Regions from separate parts of the Mus musculus genome. Here region 1 is linked to region 2. The links are chromatin loops, found by intact Hi-C in ENCODE. Cell type or tissue: heart. All regions are shown on one strand. Each heading gives the region's core, and the rest is flanking DNA. Links, peaks and the distances in the headings are about the cores only. Region 1 overlaps Dapk2 (death-associated protein kinase 2). Region 2 has its middle 24 kb from the start of Gm39364.

Region 1 (2,914 bases), core at 305-2,804, 63 kb before region 2:
CATGAGTCCACTGGAAGAGCAGTATTCCTTTTAACTGCTAAGCCAAGCCATCTCTCCCGCCCCATGTTTCTTTCTCTTGGCCCTGAGTTTGCCTTGATGAGCATGCTTCTTAAAAGGCTAGATGATTTGGGCGAGCCTCAGTGTATTCTACTTCCTTTCTGTTGTCATTTGCATCTGGAAACTCCCTTGGGATCATCTACACTCATGCTCCTGTGTTTACTTCTCAAACTGGGTTCCCAGGAGCTTTGGGGTTCCACAGAGCCTCTAAAGAGGAGGCTTCATAGGTGTGGGGGTGGTAGATGAGTGGGCTCAGAGTGTTCCCCCCAACAAAGAAACATGGTGTCTTATCTGTTTTACCTATTGTACTCTGTGAAGTATTTGCCTGAGAGAGGCATCTCCACACCCAAATAAATGTGAAAGCCATTGTCAAGGGCCTAGAACTGTCTAAGCCATGTGGCCCAGGACAAGGAAAACATTCCTCAGACAGAAGAAAAGCCCCGTTTGAATGGCTGTGGGCCCTCTTCCATTTACAAGTTCCCTCTTGGCTGCTGTTTCTGTTTTCCCTGATATCCCACCTGCTGTAGGTGGGTGCTGCACCCTCCCTGTCTCCCTCCTGACTCACCCACCTGGCTTTGGGCAAAGCTCTGCTCCCTCCTTTATCACTCACCTGCTTCCTTCTCTGACTTCTGACAATATTGTGTTTCTTTACTCTACTCTGGCTTCTTGACTATATGGTTTCCTGCCTGCCTTGACTTAGATACCAGTGTCCTAAAGTATTCTCTGTCTTTCTGGGTGTCCTGTCCCACCAGAGGAACCTTGCTTTTCAATGGCCTTCCAGCACCGTTTACTTTGAAGCTGAGGTTGGGGTTCATCAGGGTTAAGTCAAGTTCCTGAACCCACCGTGATTGGGAAATGGAGCTGTGGCAATCCAGTGGCTACAGGGAAATGGGGATTTACACCCACGGAAGCTTGCCTTACCAGGAACTTTCAGACTCCTTTCATTCACATTACAATGTGGTAAAACTGCAACATTCCTGTCTGTGTTAGGTACGAAGAAACTGAGGGGGAGACTTACACGATTGGCTAAACTCAGCAAAACTGGAAATAGACCCTGGGTCTTTGGACTCTAAATTCTGAATTTGAGTGGTTGTAGTTTATAGACTTACACATATAAGATTAGAAACAGGTTAGTGGCTACAGTAGTGTGGGGACACACATACACACACACACACACACACACACACACACACACACACACACACACAATTTTTTCAGTACTGGCCATTGAACCCTGAACATGGGGCATGCTAGACAAGTACTCTACCACTGACCCATAGCCTCAGCCAAGAGAGTTCATGGGAGTAGCCTGGCTGGAGGGCGGTTATGGGAGATAAGGAAAGGGCCTCAGAGGCCCAGCGTTGGAACCTAGCCAGGTAGAGTGCAGAGAGGCCTCAGAAACGTCATCTCCAGAGTGTCTGTGCACCCCTTATAATTTGGCTGATCCAGTTCCTGGGGACTGTAAGTTGACCTGCTCCTGTCTCCGAGACTGCACTGGCTGAAGGTCCTATTCCCTCTCTTGGGCTGCACCTGGTGTCCCTTGAGTGGAAGTTTCAAAGCACTGCCTTTGCCCTATGGCCCTGAATGACTGCTGGGTAATTCCAGAGGAACTGTGGCCCATTGTTCTGCAGGGTGAGAAAAGGAACTGCAGTGCTGGCTGAGGGGAAGCAGGAGGGGGAACCCTCTGTCGGGGTGATGTTCTTAAGATTCAGTCATCTCTCTCTGCCCCTGCTCCACCTGATAAACTGGTGGCTTTGGGGCACTCACTTCATGGATGCCTGAGAGCTGGTTGAGAAGGGGAATGAGTTAGACCCACTGTTCATAGGATGCACAAAACTTCAGCACCTGGGCCCTGGGAGTTGATAGAACAGGTCTGGCTGATCGTGGCTTAGGCGAGAGGAGGGAGTATGTGGGCAGTGGGAGCACTTACCCTTGCTGCAGGCGTGGCTTAAGGGTTGAGTTGTCTTTTGAGAATTTAACATCAACAATAAAATTTAGTTAAAAAAAAATAATCACCCTGCCTTTTATCATCTCTGCATGCTGGCAGTGTTAGACAAATCAGGTCAGAGACTAGCTCAGCAGTAGGGTGCTTGCTTAGCATGAGTGAGGCCCTGGATTTGATCCTCAGTACTGCAAACCAAACCTTCCCTCTGTGGTGGGCCCTCTCCCCACTGCTTGGCACCCCTTAGCAGGCTTAGTTACCTTGAGAACCCTGAAGCTGGAGTCGAGAGACAAGGACTTGTGTTTATACCGCTTTACCCAACTGCCAAGTTGCTTACCTTTTTTAATCCTTAGTATTCTTTAGGACATACATTTAGTTATTGATGTACTCTGTGTGTGTGTGTGTGTGTGTGTGTGTGTGTGTGTGCGTGCGTGTGTGTGTGCGTGCATGCTACTGCACAACACATGTGGAGAGACAACCTGCAGGAATTGGTTCTTTCTTTCCATTATTTGGATCTCAGGGATCAAGTGCAGCCAATGAGGCTTGGTGACAAGTGAGGGACAAATAAGGACATGGCCTCTCTAGGATATAGCTGAGAAGGTTTATTGTAGGTATGAGGGAGAGCACAGCCAGAGGCATCTTGGAGGTCCCAGGCTGAACCCAGTCATGAGAGGTGGGGCAGGGAGAGGGAGAAAAGAGAGGAGGGGGAACAAGCAGAGCTTCTGGGAACCAGGAGACTCAGAGAGTGCATAACCAGAATGGCTGGTAATATAGGGGTCAGAGGCTGGAGGAAGGGAGCCAGAGCCAGCCCTTGGGAGGGAGAGGCTTAGGATGGGAGAAAGATGAGGGGTGATGGGAGAAGCCACAGGTACTGAGTGAGATGTGTATGTGTGTGTAGTGTCTGTGTGTGTGGTG
Region 2 (2,914 bases), core at 119-2,618:
AAGGCACCAGCACAGTTGGTGAGCTTCCTTCAAGTTTTTCTGGGCTTGATTGTCCCTCCCTCCCACGGTTGCCCTCCATCAGAGGCAGCAGCAGCAGCAGTTCTTAATGGATAGCGAAACACAGATTCCCAAGTCCTCTTTTCACCGAGTAGAATTCACAGCCCTTGCTCTTAATCTAGAAAACAGTTGATTATATTATCTAGGGACAAAATGACATTGTAAGATCTCCCATTCAAGTTAAAACAATAGCAGAACCCAGGGAGGCGGCGATTGTGAGGGACCCGTGCGTCAGTGAGGCATTCTCTGTAGCCCTGCGCACAACCTTGTAAGGGAAGTGAGCTCCTTTTTTAAGGATGATGAAGCCAGCCTCAGCAAAGTTAAGAACTGTGCCTGCCTTCTCCCAGCTGGAGCTCTTGGGATCTGGACTCCAGCCCAGATTTGCCTGCCCTGGATTCACATTCTACTTTTCCTGGGGGTGGGGGTGGGGGAGTAAAAAATGAAGAAAAAAGAAAAAGAAAAAAGAAAAATCTTGGAGAATCACATGCAGTACAATCCTTTTTTTAAAAAATAAAATGCAAAATCTATACTAATAACATTGTATTTTAGAAGCAGAGATGACTTCAGTAAAATGGGGGGTGGGGCAAGGTGGACAGCGGCTGGTGTTCAGGATTCTGCTTGTTTGGTTTTGTTTTTGTGGCACTGAAGATTAAGCCCAGGCCCTTGAATGCGCTAGACAAGCATTCAACCACTGAGCCACAGCCCTAGCCCTGTTGCTAGGACTCGGTGAATTTCCCTCACTCTGTTTCCTTGTTTTTATTGGTAGTATTGCATTAGTGAAAAAATGTCAAAACAAAATATCTGGGTCTGGGTGACTTAATGCACTAGAAATTTACTTTCTCAGCTTTAGACACTGCAAGGTGTCAGTAGCGTTGGCTCTGTCTGAGCGTTTCTCCTTAATTTGTCACACCCTGGTCTTCTCTCTATAGATGTCTGTCTTTTAAAAAGAAAACAAAAAACAAAAAAAACAAGGTCACCAGTTATGCTGGATTAGTGTCCATAATATATCCTCATCTTATTTATTTATCCCTACAAAGACCCTATCTTTAAATATAGTCACTTTAAAAGTTCCATATATGGGTTTAGGAGGAAGTGAACACAATTCAGGCCATAAAAATACCGTAAACATGGGCTGGGGACATAGCTCAGTGGCAAAGTGCTCTCTTCACATGTGCAAAGCCCTGGGTTCTGTCCCCAGTACTGGTATAGATAGGTATAGGTTTGACCAACGAGAGACTCAGGGAGAGATATCTGTGAGTCCAGGCTTCGCAGCATCTGTGGCGACCACATCGAACTCCTGCAGCTGTCTGTCTGTGTGACATTCCAAGGGATGGGACTGAGGACGCTCGAGTCTGCTGAGTCACAAGACTGTGGGCTCTGTATAGTCACAGTTGGACATATCTCCTTTCACACACAGGGAGAGGAAATTGCAGTCGGGCTGGCTGACCCCGCATTCTTCCAGAAGGTTATGACCTTAGTTAACCCGGGAAGGAGCGGAAACAGGAAAGCTCCTGAGACCTACAGGCTGACAGAGGTCGAACTGAGATGTTGGCCCTCCCCAGCTGGGTCCTGGGTCATTGCTTTCTCAGACCCTTTTAGTAGCCAAGCTGTGGGCTTTGGGCCTGAGGGTGCATTTCCTGGTTGGAGAGGAAACAGGGCAGACGTTCCTGAACAACTGCAGACCTCATCAGTCGCCTTCACTCAGTGCTAGCCCTGGAAAGCCCCACCAGCTGTAAGAGATCATATTCTGGAAAATTCTCCCTCCCCTCCTTAGTCAGGCAACAAATTACAGTGCCCAGGATCTGCTTAGCCACAGTGTCGTCAAGTGAGTCTCGCAAGCTTGTCTGATTTATGATGTGCTACTGAAGGTACTGGAAGTGACAAGACCCTCCCTCAAAAGCTGGAATCAAACCGTGATGGTATATGCCTTTAATCCCAGCAGAGGCAAGTGAGTCTCTGAAAGTTCGAGGCTAGCCTGGTCTACAGAAGCAGTTCCAGGACAGCCAGGACATACATTTACAGAGAAAAACTCTGTCATTCATACTTATCTATATGACTACCATATATATGAATACTATATATATGACATATATATATGTGAATATATGTATGAATATATGTGCGAATATATATATATATATGTACATATATATATAAAATCAGCTACCAACGTATTCACGTTTGACAGGTTCTTTCTTGGCTGGGCCCAAATCTATTTCCCCAAAGATCCACCCATTGCCCCCATTCTGTCTTCTGCAGTCACATGCATTTAACACATGTGTAGACAAAAACGGGAACATGACAGGTCCTCCAGAACTCACAGTTTAATGACAGGAAGAAATAGGAACTAAGCCAGGAGCTGAGGAAGGAGCCTTCATTCTGACGGATAAGGCCCCAGTGAGCTTTTGAGATGCTCCTAAAGGACAAGATGCCTTGTGTTTGCAATGGGTCTACAGAGTCTGCAGTACAGGACCCACCTGAGCAGAGACTCGGAGGTAGGAAGAACTTATACCTCCTGAGGAGGTGGGGTGGTCTGGTGGAGTATGCTCAGGAAGAAAGCACTGTGAAGATGATGGCTTCGAATGTAGGCTTGAGCCTCCTGGGTGATGGGGAGGTGACTCTTCTTTAGGGCTGTGGTTTAGATCAGCACCTCTTAGTGTGGTCTCTGGCCAGCAACTGGAAACTCGTCAGAAGTACACATTTTCTAGCCCACTCCACCTTTCCTGTATTAGAAGCTCTGGGGGTGCTAAACAAGTTGCTTAAGAGATTCTGCTATGATACTTTAGAAAAACTACTCCTAGAGGCTAGAGAGATGGCTCAGTTGGCAAAGTGCTTGCCTTATAAGTATGAGAACCCA

What was found. A loop is a pair of places that touch in the nucleus more often than their neighbours do. Peaks named below come from ENCODE experiments on the same cell type or tissue, not always from the same donor. Only the 100,000 strongest peaks of a DNase experiment are listed, where the experiment ranks them.
Region 1: a loop joins it to region 2, with 4 times the contacts of the local background. A loop is called at or near these places in 7 of 42 quality-filtered maps.

What each region holds. Positions count from the first base shown.
Region 1 is chr9:66,212,097-66,215,010 of GRCm38, forward strand. The region is part of intron 2 of Dapk2 (death-associated protein kinase 2); the gene reads left to right. Among named protein-coding and RNA genes, the nearest start is that of Dapk2, 55 kb to the left of the region's middle. In heart, for the core only: a CTCF peak has its summit at 1,694; a DNase peak (open chromatin) is centred at 1,515; H3K27ac peaks cover 2,500 bases.
Region 2 is chr9:66,275,527-66,278,440 of GRCm38, forward strand. No RefSeq gene overlaps it. Among named protein-coding and RNA genes, the nearest start is that of Gm39364, 24 kb to the right of the region's middle. In heart, for the core only: no CTCF peak of the experiment used is centred there; DNase peaks (open chromatin) are centred at 325 and 1,595; H3K4me3 peaks cover 895 bases; H3K27ac peaks cover 1,368 bases.